Regions from separate parts of the Mus musculus genome. Here region 2 is linked to region 1. A link is a loop called in an ENCODE intact Hi-C map of the cell type or tissue named here. Cell type or tissue: gastrocnemius. All regions are shown on one strand.

Evidence for each region. A loop is a pair of places that touch in the nucleus more often than their neighbours do. Peaks named below come from ENCODE experiments on the same cell type or tissue, not always from the same donor. Only the 100,000 strongest peaks of a DNase experiment are listed, where the experiment ranks them.
Region 2: it touches region 1 in a loop (9-fold over the local background); 9 of 42 quality-filtered maps call a loop at or near these places.

Annotation. Positions count from the first base shown.
Region 1 is chr1:133,785,935-133,793,934 of GRCm38, forward strand. It overlaps a transcript of Atp2b4 not described here. Among named protein-coding and RNA genes, the nearest start is that of Atp2b4, 36 kb to the left of the region's middle. In gastrocnemius, no CTCF peak of the experiment used is centred here; DNase peaks (open chromatin) are centred at 752 and 3,085.
Region 2 is chr1:133,735,185-133,743,184 of GRCm38, forward strand. Atp2b4 (ATPase, Ca++ transporting, plasma membrane 4) reads right to left here. Exons shown (of 20, transcript NM_213616.4): 2 at 4,730-4,927; 3 at 3,979-4,236; 4 at 3,354-3,479; 5 at 2,806-2,934; 6 at 1,432-1,467; 7 at 1-25. Among named protein-coding and RNA genes, the nearest start is that of Mir6903, 13 kb to the left of the region's middle. In gastrocnemius, a CTCF peak has its summit at 1,246 (motif pointing right); DNase peaks (open chromatin) are centred at 1,258, 1,634, 6,769 and 7,538; H3K27ac peaks cover 1,755 bases.

The sequences.
Region 1 (8,000 bases):
TGTTTTCCTCCTGTGGCTAACAGCCCAGGTCAGATGCATAAAACAGGCAACAGAAATCGAAGGTGCAGTCTCCTCTAGCCTTTTCCACATTAAGACATGGTTCTTAACGTTTCACCATAAAAGTTGGGCCAGAAGTGCCCCCATAGGACTGCTCTACTTATTTCAGAGGCCATCCTCCAAGGCTTAAAAAATAACCCACTTCTTCCATTCAGGTCTTGAGGAATTCAGAGGGCAAAAGTTTCCCAAGAGAAAGCTACTGCCCACCCCTACCCGTATGTTCTGCTCAGTCTTTGTCATGTAGATGGATAAAACCCAGGCTTTTATAAGAGCTAGGCCAGTGTCCTACCACAGAGCTACACTGCAGTCCTGTAGCAGTCTTTCATTGAGCACTTGCTACCGAAGACATCGCTGAACAAAAATGACTAAGATCCTGGCCCTAATGGAACATACACCCAAGAAGAGTAGGACTGAGGATACACCTTAGTGAGATGCTGCACTTGCCTAGTGTGGGCAAGACCCTAGGTTCACTGCCCAGTATCAGGGTGGAGAGAAAAACAGGACAGAACAGAACACTCCAGGGGAATCAGACTCAAGTACCTTTGTTCAGCAGTAGCCCTGAGTAGAAAGGGCACAGGTTTATATGTTAGACAGGCCTGGGCCCAAAGATCAGCACCAGTGTTAGCCAGCCAGATGGCCTCCGGGTAAGACAGGACTGGGTAGCCATGTCTGATTGGGCTCCACACCCCTCCAGAAGGCCATGGATAATGGGAAGACATCAGAGCTCAGCTGGAACCAGCATCTTTTGGCATTTGGACTGAGAGCCTGAGCTAATTTATCTAGAGATCTGGGCTGAGCCTACTGCTTAAGTCTTGTGTGTGTGCACAAGGGAGGGGGGAACCTGCTGTGAAGAGAGTTCTCCAAGGCCTGTGGAGAAGGCCAGGGTTACCCTCCCACACCCAAGTTCTGCAACCTTTCCCCATAACCTTTTAATAAGGCCCCATCTCTTCTTTTTTCTTCCTGCTCTTTTGAGTGAGTGTCTGTTCGTACAACCAGATGCTGGAAGTCAAATCCTATACCTGTCTCAGAAGGTGGTTGTTGTGACATAATGTGAAAGCAGCTGGTGCTTAGTTGACATTCAATAGATGCTGTGGAGCCTCTCCATGCCCCCGTCAACTAGTCAGTCACTCAGCAATAGAAAGAGGAAGCCCTTAAATACGTCAGGTTGCTTTTCAGCCTTTTGTTTTGGAAATATCTTCATTAATCTGTAAAATGAAGACTCCTAACATTGATTGCTGTCTAAGATGGGGAATGTTGAATGAGACGCTCTGAGTTAGCTACTGAACACATGGTTAATAAATTAGCTTGGATTATGTATGCTGGTGTTATTTAAGATGCAACAGACATTGCTGTAGGTTTTGTCTAGGCAAGGGGAGAGGACAAGATGATGGTATTACAGGAAGGGTGATTGGGGGCTGGGAGGTGGGGCAGGGCAGAGAGCTGGGCAGTGGAGAGAAGGGAGTGAAATGGAGATGGAGGAGCACGTGGAGCACAGAGGAGCATGTGGAACACGCACAGAAAGCCTCACAGACACCCAGCACTCTCCCATTTGCACAGTGTTCCTTGCCATACCTAGTACAGCTGTCACAACACTACAGGGAACATAAAGGAAGGTGGCATATATGTTTTCTAGAGGCCCAGTAAGTGTGTGTACAGCATGCACCATCTGAAACTAAATCTACTGCCTCTGCAAGGAGGGTGGAGGGACTAAAGTGCATGGGGAGGACTAGAAGAGAAACAGAGGGTTTCCTGTAAATGCATTGTTTTCTTCCCAGGTACCATTTGGATCCTGTCTGGGTGTCCCAGTGATGTAGTATTTTTGCCTCCGCCTAAGCAGAGGGTTCTGGATGCACACGGACATGGTAAAACCAAAAAAGCCTCTCTGAGCTTCGGGTCAGCCATCCTGGGCTCTTCCTGTATTCTAGATACCACTTTCCTACCCTCAACATAGTAACCGGCATATGGTTTGCACTCACTTCCTGTTTGTTCAATGAATGAGTACACAGGAAAGCAAATGAATGACAGATTGGTTCCATCTACGAAACCGTATTCACTGTCATGTTATGGTGACCCTCAAATCAGGAGGTCACAGGATAATCTGGCTTAGTCAGCTGCCCCGGAAGAAGTAGAGATCCCATATCGTCCATTCTGTACTGCCTCTAATCTCTCACGGAACCTGCACCAAGGAAAAGGCAGGCCTAGGGATACCCAGGCTGGAGACAGGAGGTTCTGCCCATCCCCTGCCATGACGGCTGCTTCCTCTCAAGATCAGTCTGCCCCTTCCAGCTCAGGGCTCCACTCCACACAGAGCTGTGAAGAACAGAGCCTGGCTCCATTAGCAGCTGTGTGGATGAGGGTGGTACTCCCAGGAGCACGGCTCTGCATTTTCTCTAGTGCTAATGACCCTGACTCTCAATAGCACAGGGCTCCATGGTTGTGAGCATCTTTCATCCAAAGTGCTCCTAACACATGATCTTCTAGATGAAGCAATCATTCTTTAGCTTATTGGAATGGCTCCCTGTTATATGTGGAGAGACCCTGGGGCCAGGGAGGTTCAGTGATAAGCAGGGTCACCCGGCGATGACACGGCAGGAGTGTTGAGCACTCAGTGGCAGACTTGGTAGGGAAAGAACTGCATTTTGGCCCTGGCATTGCTTCAGACGAGCCAGATATCCTTGCTTAAGTCTCTGGGTTGTGTTTTCTCCTCTGACAAAGAGGGAAAATGGACTATTTCCTTAACTTCATCCACCTCACAGCCTCTGGTTCAGCAACCAAGATGCTTCCCAGCCCCAAGCCAGTGACCCACCTCCCTGTACAAGGTCAGGCAGCTCCTGGAAGAGCGGATGCCAGCTGTATCTGTCCTAGCATCCTAACAGATGTCCTACGAGGGCTCCCCACAAAGAAGGCTGTAGTACAGACAGCAGGGAGGACATATCAAAATCACCCTAATGGTCCCAGCACCAGGGGAGCAGGGAGATGGCAGCTGCTGCTGAGGCCAGATGCCATCCTGCCTGTGACACTGGTGCTGGCTCAGACAAGGCTGGAGGCATGCCAGCGGGTGGGCACAGACAGCCTCCCTCACCTGCGGAAACATCTCACTCTCGGGCTCTCAGTATCTGCAGTCAGGACTCAGCCACACAGACCTCCCTCTGCCCAACTCCTACACCGTCCTTTCTACCCCCTCAGATCCTGTCTGGCAACTGCCTCCTGCAAGAATTATTTTCAGTTGAGACAGGTCTGGTGGCACAGGCCTGTGATCCCAGCTACTTCCTAGGCTTAGGCAGTGGGACCGAAAGTCCAAGGCCAGCATGTGCTCCAGGACAATTTGGTCAAGTTAGTGAGACCCTGTCTCTAAGTAAAAGATGGGCGGGGGGGGGGGGGGGGCATACAGCTCCGGCAGTAGCATGCCTGCTGAGGCTCTACCTTCAATCTCTAGTATCACAAAATAAATCATTATTCAGGCATTGTGACAAACACCTTTCATCCTAGCATGTGGGAGGCAGAGGCAGGAGGACAGCTGTGAGTTCTTAGCTAATCTGGGCTACCAAGTAAGTCCCAGCCTAGCCAGGACTCTGTAAGTGTGTCTTCCTCTCTACCATAGGTTAGGGCAAAGAGTAGCTTGCTTTTGTTCCCTTGAGGTTCCTTCCATCCTCAAACTGTCAAGGTGGCTACTAGGGACACAGGGACAGTCTTGTGAAGGTGGGTGGCAATTTTTCTTCTCCATGGGCAACTGTTTTGGCCAGTTCTAGGAAGATTACTGTAAGAATTTCAATAGAAGTTTGGACAAAGACTTGGTCAACACACATACCACCTCCAGGGCCAAAAATCTGTATTGAGAAGAGAGGGCAGGCTAGCCTAACAAGTAGCAGCTTACCCAAATGTTGCTAACCCCACTAGCCCACAGCATCAACTATACAACCCCTGATATCCAACATTTAATACTAATATTTAGGATGAACCATAGAAAACTACTTTCTGTAGGTCGAAATGGTTGCATATTTGGTAATTTCCTAAGATTCAATCTAATGGGTCTCTTGGGATTTGTGGCCCTTAGTAAGTCCTTGAAGACTTGGATTTCTCTACCTCTAATCAGTGTTCACAGTTCTTGACACAGCACGATCATGGCTGGGTGTGGTGGATTGAATGAGAATGCCCCTCACAAGCTCACATACGTGAAGGCTTAGTCACTGGGGAGTGGAACTCTTGGATAGGCTTAGAAGAATTAGAAGCGTGGCCTTGTTGGAAGATTTGTATCACTGGGGGTGGGCTTTGAGATTTCAAAAGCCCATGATAGGCCTATTTCTCTGTCTGTCTTTGTCTGAGGACCAGATGTAGCTCTCAGTTACTGACTAGCACGGTGTATGTCTACCATGTTCCCTGGCAATGATGATAATGGACTAAGCCTATGAAACTGTATGCAAGCTCCCAAGGAGATGCTTTTTTTTTTTGTTGTTGTTAAGAGTTGTCTTGGTCATGGTGTCTCTTCACAGCAATAGAATAGTGACCAAGCCACTGGGAAGTATCAGTACTAAGTACTTGCTAACTGAAGTTCTGGAGGTGGGGAACCTATACCCTGTCATTATTTCTAACTCCAAGGGTGGCTGTAAAAAGGCAAAGCTTGCTTGGTTTCCCTTCTTCCTGTCATCTCAAGTAGGTGATGGGATTTAGCCGCAGGCTGTAGCATCTGGATTCTGAAAGTCTACACTTGGTTTCATGGTCCAGTGAGGGGGAGGAAGGCTCAGGGAGATAGCTGCCTCAGTCAAGGTCATACAGATTGCACGAGATCACTAGGCCTCTGACTCCTAATTCTGAGCTCTCCCGCAGGCTCAATGGCTCCTAGAACAAACCCCTCCCTGTCTGCCCATTTTCAGCTTTCTGGCTCCTTCTCCCTCAGGCTCCTGAAAAGACAGAAGAGGAGTTGACGGCAGGATCGTATACAGAGAGAGCCCTGAGTCACACTGGGTCTAGCCCAAGGTTTCCAGGGAAAGGAAGAAGAGCAGCCCCAGAAACTGCATCTCTCCAGAGCCAGGACCAGGCTAGAGAGGTGGGGGTGGCCTCGCTGTGATCTGGGCCATTGCCAGTGCAACCAAGTATAATGTCCCCAGCAAGGGAACATGTGGAAGGCCCTGCTTAGTGTTTAGGGTTTCATTGCTGTGAAGGGACAACATGATCAAGGCAACTCTTACAAAGCTCTTATAAAGGAAACCACTTCATCGGGGCTGGCTTACAGTTTTGGAGATTCAGTCCATTCTCATGACGACATGCAGGCAGATATGGAGGTGAAGGAGCCACAAGTTTTATGTCTTGATCCACAGGCAGCAGGCTCTGATTCCACTCTGGGCAGAGCTTGAGCATGAGTGTGTGCATGTGCGTGTGTGTGTGTGTGTGTGTGTGTGTATGAGGTCTCAAAGTCCGTCTACACAGTGACACACTTCTTCCAACAAGGCCATACCTACTCCGACAAGGCCATACTTCCCAATAGTGCCATTCCCTATGGGTCAAGCATTCAAACACATAAACCTATAGGTCATACCTATTCCAATCACCACACTTAGGCCAGGCACCAAGGCTCTGAGCAGGCAAAACAGGTTCCCTTATTAGACAGAATCACCTTATTAGAGGGTGTGAAGGGGTCAGAAGAGGTCAGCAATAACTTTGGGGCTGTAGGCATATTCCCCCTCTTACAACCTGTGACCTCCTCAAATGGTGAAGCCCCCCAGTTCCTAGGCTTTCTCTAAGCCAAGGCACGGTGTCATCAGGCCTCCATCGCACTGCTCAGCCCACTAGCCTACTCACTGGACACAGAAGTGAGGGAGGTAAGGGAAGTGACTATGTGGGAAGACCCCTCTGGGTGCTTAGGAAAGATGGAGGAAGGAGGCTAGGAATCTGGGAGCCCTTTCTGGGACTCAAAGTCTCTCTCTATCTTAGACTGTTAAGTATATCCAACCTGAAATAATGAAGGAGGAGGAGGAGGAGAAGGAAGAGGAGGAGGAGGGGGAGGGGAGTGGAAGGAGAAGGAGGATGACGCCAACTACGACAACAACAACAACAATAACAACAAACCAACCACAAACCATACAACAACCAACTACAGACACTTCACTTGGAGTCAGCAATTGGTTTTGCCTTGTTTTCTTGTTGGAGTGAGGGTAGACTGAGGGTCCTGCATGTACTAAGGAAGGAGGATTTACCGACTTTTACCATCGTTTTCTCCTTTGGGGTGTATGTGCACGTGCACACACACATTTGTGCTGAACCACTTGAAAATGACATAAAACTACGTTGCCTTAAATATTTGTGCATAAAAAAGATACTATGGCATAAAGCCATATGGTCACTTTTACATCTAAAAATGTAATAGTAATTGCATATCACTTAATATCCAGACTAAAATATCTCCAATTGTCCCAAGATGGCTTTGCAATATATACCCCTCCCCATACAATTGAAATTTATACATTGGGGCTAGGGACATGGTTCAAGGAGTAAGAGTACCGGGTGGTCTTACAGAAGACCTGAGTTTGATTCCCAGCACCCGCACAGTGGCTCACAGCTGCCTGTCACTCTGGTTTTAGGGGATCAGATACCCTCTTGTGACCTCCACAGGAACAAAGCAAACACACGATGAACACACACACATGCAAGTCTAAGCATCCATCCACTTAAAGTGAGTAAAGATAGAAAATTAATAAGAAGCGATTTATACATTGGGCCAGTGAGATGGCTCAGTGGGTAAGGGCACTTGATACCAAATGATCAGAGTCTGAGCCCTGATACCCATGTGGTATAAGGAGAAAAAGAACTCCCACAGCTTGCCCTCCGACCTCCACACACATGCAGAGAGTACACACTTCAGAGCACACATACACACAGATACTAAATTTTTAAAAATGTAAAAAAATATATAAAATGAAAGGTCATACATTACTTATGACTCGACTGTCTCTTTGGTTTCTTTCATTTTCTTATTTTAAAAGATTTGTGTTTTTAAAAAATTCTTGTGTATGTATGTGTACCTGTGTGAGTTCATGTGTGCCACACGCATATGAGTGCCCAGAGGCCAGAGGTGTTACCCTGGTACTGAGGTTACAGGAGGTTGTAAGCCCTATGGCATGGCTGTAGGGAACTGAACCTAGCCCCTTTACAGGAGCAGGGAGCGGTAAGTACTCAGAACCAACTAACCACACCTCCAGCTTTTCTTTGTTTTCTTTTAATGGAAACTGGGTTTTACCTTCATCCTTTTCCTCTGTAGCAACAATGATCTTTTCGTTTACTTTCTTATTTTGTGTGTGGGCAGCCAGGACAGCTTCAAGAAGTGGGTCTCTTCTCCCACCTATTTATCCGCAAACACCCTTTACTTCTGAGCCATCTTGTCAGCCCCCAGCCCCCAATTTTTATATATTACTGACTCCCCCCCTTTTGAGCCCAGGCTGTTGATTTGCATGTCCCCCCTTTCGATGTCTTAGTCATCTCTTTGAAACTAGATCTGGCTAACCGGTTTTGACTAGACCACAGACTGTGGTAGAAATTCCTCTTGGAAGGCTTGGGGAAGTTTTCCCTTCTGGCAGGAGGGGGTTCCTGTCACTGTGAATGCTTGATTCCTTACTAAGGTGACAAGGATATGGTCTTGCTAAAGATAGATTTTCTTCCCTCAGGTGAAGAGCAGTCTGTAAGGAGAGCTACTGTGCTATGGACTGAATGCTTCTGGGTCCTGTCCCCCAAATTCACAGAAGTTAAATCCTGAAAGTGCTGAAATGAGCCCTCTGGAGGGCAGGAGCCTGGTGAATAGGGTAAGTGTCCTAAGAGGCACAGGAGAGTGCCAAGGTCTCTGTCCCCGCCCTTCTCCTGAGGATAGAGAAGTCAGTGGCCTAATCAGGAAGTGGCCCTTGTCTGACTCCAGGTTTGCTATTGTCTGATCTCAGATTTCTGAAAGTCAGAAATGT
Region 2 (8,000 bases), 51 kb before region 1:
AAGGCCACTCCATCCTGGGTCTTTGCTAGGGTAGACACACGGACAGAGCAAGTGAGCAGGCAAGAATATAGCAGTGGATGGCAGGCAGGTGGAAGGCAAGATGCCCTTCTGTCTCTTCCTGGAATGTTCCTTAGACCCCTGACTGGTCCTCACCCATGCCAGACACAGGACTCCACTAGGGCCTTTGGGACATGTCTGACAACTGGAGATGAGGTCGAAGATGCTTCTCGGTCTGGATTTTCTCTTTACCACAACTTCCTGGCATCCCTCAGAGCCACAGGCCAGGTTTATAGCAACAAGGGGATTGATCACACCATGGAGGCCATCTATCCCCTTACTAAGCATCCTCTCTGGAATCCAGACCTTAAAACAGGGAATGTTTACTGTAGAAAGGGATCAAAGGGCTGATGTTTCTAGAACATAAGGGCCCTAGTCTATTCTGTTAAAACCCACTTCCCCCAATCAGGGAAGAAAGACAGATGCTCACCCCACCCCTCCCAAGACCAAAGTTATTTTTCAGCTTCTATAAAAGTTGAAGGACAAGGGAAGAAGGAGGTACAGAGCAGGACCTGAGTTGAGTATTTTGGGGCGGGGGTGGGGTGAAGAATAGAAGCTGCTCTAAAGACACAGAGGAAGGCAAAGCAGAGAGCACGGGCACATCAAACCCAGGATTTCCCCTTTGGAAGAAGAATAAAGAGACCTGAAATTCAAGTTCTTTCTCCTTAAGCCCGGGTGATCCAATATGGTGACTTTATTTCTGAAGAATACTATGATGTGTGTAATGGGGGAAAAACTACTTTAGGAGCCATGTCAAGACTACTTCCTGCTGGTCCCCGTCCCCCTCCAACGTCACTGTTTGCTTAGGAACTCCCTCCTGAGTTACGGTCTCTTCTGTCGGATGCACAAACAAGACGGAGATGGGATGCAGACACAGCCACCAAGAGAAACACAAACCATATCAGGAGGAACAAAACAGACTGTGGTGAGAACAAAGAAAGAAGTGGGCAGAGAGGCAGAGGGAAATGTCTCTTTCCAAAGCCTCAGAGCAGACGAACAGAGAAGAAATACAAACCAGAAGACACCCATGAGGCGGCTAGCAGAGGAGGGTGCAGGGACTGCCTGGCCAACACCTTCCACCGTGACTTCCAACCCAGAAACTGCCGCTGCCGCGGACAGTGAAGCAGAGCTCAGCGCTGAGAAGAGCGGATCGGTACCAAAGAATTGTGGACATTGCTTCCTCAAGCTAACAGCAGAGGGTGCTGCTGTTCTGCCTGAAGCCCACCCCCAGATCTCTGCACCATCCTCAGGATGAGGCACTGGGCCACAGCAGCAGATAACAGATTATGGAGAGGGCAGGGAGGCAGATGGCCTGGAGAGGTCTGGTTTGAGCGTGGCAGGTAGAGATGGAACGTGAGTGGGTGGAGAGGTTACCTTTGTTGCGATTTTCAGGGGCTCCTTGTTTTTTACCTGTTTGAACAAGAAAGAAAAAGCGGGGTGGAGACCCAAAGTAACTAGAATAAAGAGATGATCTGATATCCAATTCTGTCCTTTCCCAGCACAGAAGGGTGACAGTGAAGGAGGAGGTCTGCGGGGCAGGGAGATACTTGGAACGGAAGCTCACGTCTCTGCTCAGTCATCCTTCCTATCTCGATTCAAATGGATCCCTGGGAGCCAAGCATCAGACAGCTGCACACACGGTCATGCCTGAGCTTCTCCTGCAGCTAGGAGGGAGGATGCTCCTGTCTTGAGTCACAGCTCTTGAGAAAATGAGGGTGGGAGTTAGGGAGAGAGAGGCTGGAGATAGCTGTCTGTGGCGAGGCCCTAAAATGCATCTTCAGGTCAATTCAACAGGCCCTAGGCAAGCTTTCTAGGTGTTCAGCTGAGGGCAGCTGTAAAAATGAATAGTTGGGTTCTGAGAGAGTGTTACTCTTTCATAAGCTTCTCTCTACTAAGTACCTCAGATGATTCTCAGCCAAGTGCTAGAAACCCTTTTCTTCCCACAGGAAGAAGGAATGCTCAAAAAAAGGCCTGAGTCTGGCTTTCACATCTGGGTCTCTTTCTCCTGATGTTCCTACCTCAGGAAGAAGTGAGTGACCAAGACTAGGGTAATTGCGGGATGAACATAGTCTCTTGGCTCCCTATCTTCCAGCTGTGCCTGTCTTCAGCGGAGAGCCCACAGTTTCTGTGGGATCCATGTTTTGCTTTAAGTCACTTCCCTCTTAGCTGGGATAGTTCATTTTTACCCCTCAGTCCTTGAGGAAGAAGGGAAGGGAAGAGGAGGACGTCATGGAGGCAGTTTGGCTGGAGCTCTTGCCTGCTCTTTCAGGCTGGGCTACCCCTCACAACCTACCGAAGACACAGGGACTGAGGAAATGCAATCTGACCTGAGGGATTTGAGTCAGGGTTCGATGGTTTTCATTGGTGCTCCTCAGAGACACAAGGTCGACGAGTGTGTGTGTATGCACGTGTGTGTACCTTCATATATGTCTATGTACCATGGGTTTGCCTGGTGTCCACACAGGCCAGAAGAAAGCACAGGATTCCCTGGAACTAGAGAGCTGTAGATGGTTGTTAGCTGCCAATGTGGGGCCTGAAAACTGAACCCGGTCCTTTGCAAGAATATGTGCTCTTAACTACCGAGCCACCTCTCCAGCCTCACAACTGACATTTGCATCTTGCCTAGGAGGCTGGGTATCTGTTGCTTTGTCCCGGCAGACTTTCCTAACAGCTCTTCCGTCTGGATCTGCTCTCCGACCTTTAGTTCAGTCACAGGGATGAGAGAATCTCATTCGGCACGCCCCTTACCTTTCTTCTTCTTGTCATCATCATCTTCTTCCTCACTAGCTCCTAAGAGGGTGAAGATGATTCCAGTCTGGGAGTTGACCCCCACAGCAGTCACTACCATCCGTCCAGAACCTTCCATCACGTGAGTCCCTACAGAAGGGAAAGGAGAAGGCAGAGAGGGATGAGTGCTGTCTGATGTTCTTAGCTGTGATCTGTTAGGAAATACAAACATAAGAGCATGGTGCTCCCTTTTCTCTGTGGATTGTAATTAATTTAGTAGGCAGCAAGAAAAAGCTAGATGAGCCTGTTTAAAACAGGCCAAGGAGACAGAGGTTAAGGTTAACATATTAACTTTATGCCATCCTCTCAAACAACAGAACTCCTGTAACACTTAATGAAAAACGTCTTTCAGGTTACTGACATCCCTGCATCAGGAATAACCACGTTTCTACTCTGACTCAAACCAAGAGAAGAAGAAAGCTTGGAGCCAATAGAGGGAAGAGATCCCCGAACCCTTGACCCTACTATCTAGAGGCTGTGATAAAAACCTGGGCAACCAGATACTATACCCGAGAGCAACATGGGGTCTTTGTCCAGAGTCTTCTTGACATGATCTGATTCTCCTGTCAGAGAGCTCTCGTCAATCTTCAGATCATTTCCCTGGATTAGAATTCCATCTGCAGGCAGCAGGTCACCTAGTGCATAAGGGAAAGGGTGACAATAAGGGAGAACGGGTAAGACTTGGTAGGGGATAGTCATACGGACCTCCATCCAACTCCTCCACTCTACCTTAGGGATGCTCTCCTTATGGTCTCATGAGAATGTCAAGAGCCTCCACATAAAGGGGTAAAAAGGATATAACTCTAGAGCTGCGTTGGGACTCTGTGGCAGAGGGCTTACCTATACTGCAATGGCCCTGGGTTTGATCCTTAGTGCCACACATATCTTGAATCAACACCTTCCTGTAGCCTAAATATTCCATATTTTTACTCCTAAGCCATACAGGACAAAAGTCTGACTTGGACGAGTTTTGGCTATGGCTTTCTTCAGAATTTCTTCCCACAACCCCCTTAAATTCTCACTGACGGGTTAGCAGAGGCTTTCAGAAACTCCCAGCTCCTCATGTCAATGGACCTATTCTTCAGATGTCTGGGGAGGGGGATGTTGTTGGCTAGAGAAACATGGTGCTCTCACCGTATTTGATCTGGGCAATATCTCCCACCACAATCTCAGCCACTGGGAGTTGGATAAGCTGACCATTCCGGATAATGGAGAATTTTTGCTCCAGTTCGATGCGACTCTGCAGCCCCCGGAACTGCTTCTCTTTGCTCCAGTCATTGAAGGCTGTCACGAGTACCACAATGATCACCGAGGCGAGAATGGCCGCCCCCTCAATCCAGCCAGTTTCTCCTTCCTCCTCTTCTTCTGGGCTACTTGCAATGTGACCACAGACTATCCAGAAAGGGAAGAAAGAATCATTGAAACGAGGGAGGTATTTACACAACCTCCACAAGGTGGACAGTCACGAAGAGAGAACAATAGAAAATTAGACTCTGAAGTGGAAGATTTCCAAGGAAATCAGTCGGCTGGAGCGATCTCTCATCATTACTAGGTCTAATTTGTGTTAGCTACTAAACAGCACAAAGTATGCCAATGCAAGTCACAGGATGTGCAGCCAGGCTCACTGCTATTTCCCACAATGCCAATCATTATGGTTGGGATACACTAAGAAGCAAAGGTAAGGACACAAGATGGCTGGTGTTCTGAATAAGGATGTGGTAGGGGAAGGGGAACGGTTAGGAGAATGGCTTACTAGCTCTCTTTTGTAGAGCCTGCTGGGTAAGAAGAACATTTTGTACTATAACCTGAAAACCACTGGTACTTAATATGGTTGGTGGTGTGGAAAGGACTCAGATCAGCCATGGGCAGCAGCTCAGACACTCACTTTCATTATCTCCACCCGGAGGTCGGTAGAAGGACAGGACCAGGGAGATGATGGCTGCGATCTCTAGGATGATGAGCGTGACATCCTGCAGGGCTTCCCACACTAATTCTAAGAAAGTCTTGGGCCTTTTTGGAGGTATCACGTTCTTTCCAAAAACAAGTCTACGCTTCTCCAAATCTGCAGGGTTCCCAGATAGACCTGAAAAGGAGACAAGAGAGAGAGAGAGAGGCAGAAAGAGGAAGGCACAGGGTAGAGTGATATCAGAAGTCAAGTTAAAGGCCTATTTATTAGTTATTTGTCTGTGTGTCTCTCTGTGAAAGTATATTCCATGTTGTGTACACCTGCATGGGCCAGAAGAAGGCATCAGGTCTCCTGGAGCAGGAGTCACAAGTGCTTGCGAGCTGCCTGATGTGGGTGCTACCACCACGATGCAGGTTTTCCTAAGTGTCCGACCAGCAAGACTGTCGTGGTTGAAACCAAGATGTAAAAGCCAGAATCTAGCATAAGGCAGGAGTTCCTTGTCAGCAACGGTGGATGGATCTTTACCGAAAAGAACTACAACTCCTGAGCAGCCCACACTTGATCCTGCATCGAGGCTTTGTGGCGCATAGAACGGGGAAAGGTGGAAAACTAGCCTTGGCAGAGGCAGAGGCAGAGGCAGAGGAGGCAGAGGCAGGAGGCAGAGGAGGCAGAGGCAGGAGGCAGAGGAGGCAGGAGGCAGAGGAGGCAGGAGGCAGAGGAGGCAGGAGGCAGAGGAGGCAGGAGGCAGAGGAGGCAGGAGGCAGGAGGCAGAGGAGGCAGGAGGCAGGAGGCAGGAGGCAGGAGGCAGGAGGCAGGAGGCAGGAGGCAGGAGGCAGGAGGCAGGAGGCAGGAGGCAGGAGGCAGGAGGCAGGAGGCAGGAGGCAGGAGGCAGGAGGCAGGAGGCAGGAGGCAGGAGGCAGGAGGCAGGAGGCAGGAAGCAGAGGACAAGGAGGCTTGTCTTGATAGGTTGACTTGAACAATGGGTAAAAATGGTTAAAAGGCTCACTTTCTTCCAGAGGGCCCTTCTGAGAGGTACCTTAGGGCTAACTGCTTTGAAAGACATCACTGTATGTGGTCTGACTTACAAACCAGTGTAGGGGTTTGTAAAAGACATTAAACAAACAAACAAACAAACACACAAACAAAACTAAGAGACCCCATGTCCAGTTATAATTCCTAGGGCTGCGGAGCAGTGAGCACGTGCTCAACCAGCCCAGTTTGTTCAGGGCTTTAAAAGTTTATAAATGAATACGGGAGACAAGCTGGCCTCAGGACAGGGCCTTTTGTTTCTAGCGACCAGGCTAAGTAAATGTCATCTGTTCCTTGGGGGCTGTGGTGCACACCAAGGCCCTAGCTCTAAGAACAGAAGCACAAGAATGTTCTTGGGATGCACAGGGACTCTTTCCTCAGAGGAGTATGCAAATTCTGGCAATGACCCGAACATGCCGGCTCACACGTGCTTGGGCCAGAAAGAACTAGCTACCTGTTCTTGGTCATGCAGGTGGAGGCAGAGGCTACCCGTGTGTCTTCATTCCAAGTTCTAGGAGCTGTAGATCACTGAAGTAGAACTCTCAAGGCAAGGTAGCCTTAGTTGTATCATCCCTGCCTTTCCATTTCTCATGCAACCCCCAGCAAGCTGCTTTACTCAGTGGCTAAGTACTTGGTATCAACTAGACAAAGTATTGCAGCTCAGGCTGAATAAGAGCCAAGCAAGGTTACGAAGTTTCTAGATACTATACAGTTAATGACGACCAGCATTTTCCCCACTAAAACAGAACATGTAACCCTAACACCTCTCTCTCCCTTCCTCTCCCTTTCTCTCCCAGCATGGGGGTGGGGAGGCAGAATTATACTCAGTAGCTTCCTGAGAATCCTGGCCCCTCGTCTGGAGTCAGAGGTGGTAGGGAAAGCCCGCCTAGCAGTCAATCCAAGTTGGTATTCATTAAGTTGTTCACATATTTGCGACAAATTAGATTTTTTTTTGGCTTTGGCTTTGGCTTTGGCACTGGATGGCTTTGGCACTGGATGCCGTTGGCTGCCCATTCAATGGGTTCCCCCACAGGTAGGGTGGGGCACTCTTTGTCTTGAAAACAGGTCGACAGCCAAGGACACTCAGAATCCGGGGCAGGGATACTCCACTGAGCTTCACACAAAGCAAGGAAATGTGTGTGCCTGGAAGGAGCAAGGACAGAGTGGAGGTCAGGATGTCAGGGACTCCACACTCGCTCAACACAGAGGCCTCCCAACCAAAACCCCCGAGGAAACAGACAGGCTCGGTGTGTGGGCGAACATTCTCTTTCCACTGAACAAGTTGGGGAGGGGGGAGGTCCATGAAAATGGGCAATTAAGTTCGCAGGGAATATGGCCTGCAGGGTGGGAAGTGGCCTCCACTCCCGGGGACTCACAAAATAAATCAGCAGCAGCTGGAGTGGAGAACCTTCTGGCTCTGAGAGAGAGGAGTGTGAGACAGGCCCTAGGTGAAGTCGGCCAGGATGGCATAGTTAGGATCATATTGTGAAGGGTGGGGCTGGAGGCCATTTTCATTCATTAGGAGGCAAGGGACAGGGAACCGTTTGGGCACACGGTGCCTGAGACTATAACCCAGGGCCCTATAACCCAGCAGTAAACCCCTCACTGCAGCTCAGCAGACAGTCGGGCTCCACCGGGGAGCAAAGCTGCTTTCAAAGCTCGAAAAGACTCATTGAGCTCTTTTCCAGACAGTCCTCAGCCTCCTCTGTCTGCCCTGCCATGGGAAGTCAGGTTCCCAGTGGGAAAGGCAGGGGAGGGTCTGGGAGAGGAGTGTTCTGGGCAGGGCATCTGGGTGCCCAGGCTTGCAGGGGCAGGGTGGCCAGGAGGCGGGACTTGCTGATTCTTTGCCCCAGGGGACCGAATAGAGCAGGGCTTGAGCCAGCTTGGGATTGCAGCTCTGGGTGGACAGATCGGTTTGAGGGGATTTTGTGTCGCAAAGATGTAAGATCCACAACACACCACACTGGGAGGGAACCACTCTTCTTCCCTCCTTTTGGTAAGGGCCGGAAAGTATTGCGAGGGCACCCGGGATGTCAGATAGTAAAGACCAGAGCCTGCTGTGGTGACTCGGGCCTGTTTCCTCAGCATTTGAGAGATTAAAGCAGGAGGATGGCCAGCCTGGACCACATGGTGAGCTCCCAGTCAGCCTGTGCTATAGAACCTCATCTCTAAAAACCTACTAAATATCAATTTAAGGGACTAACACCCTTTCCAAGGTGAG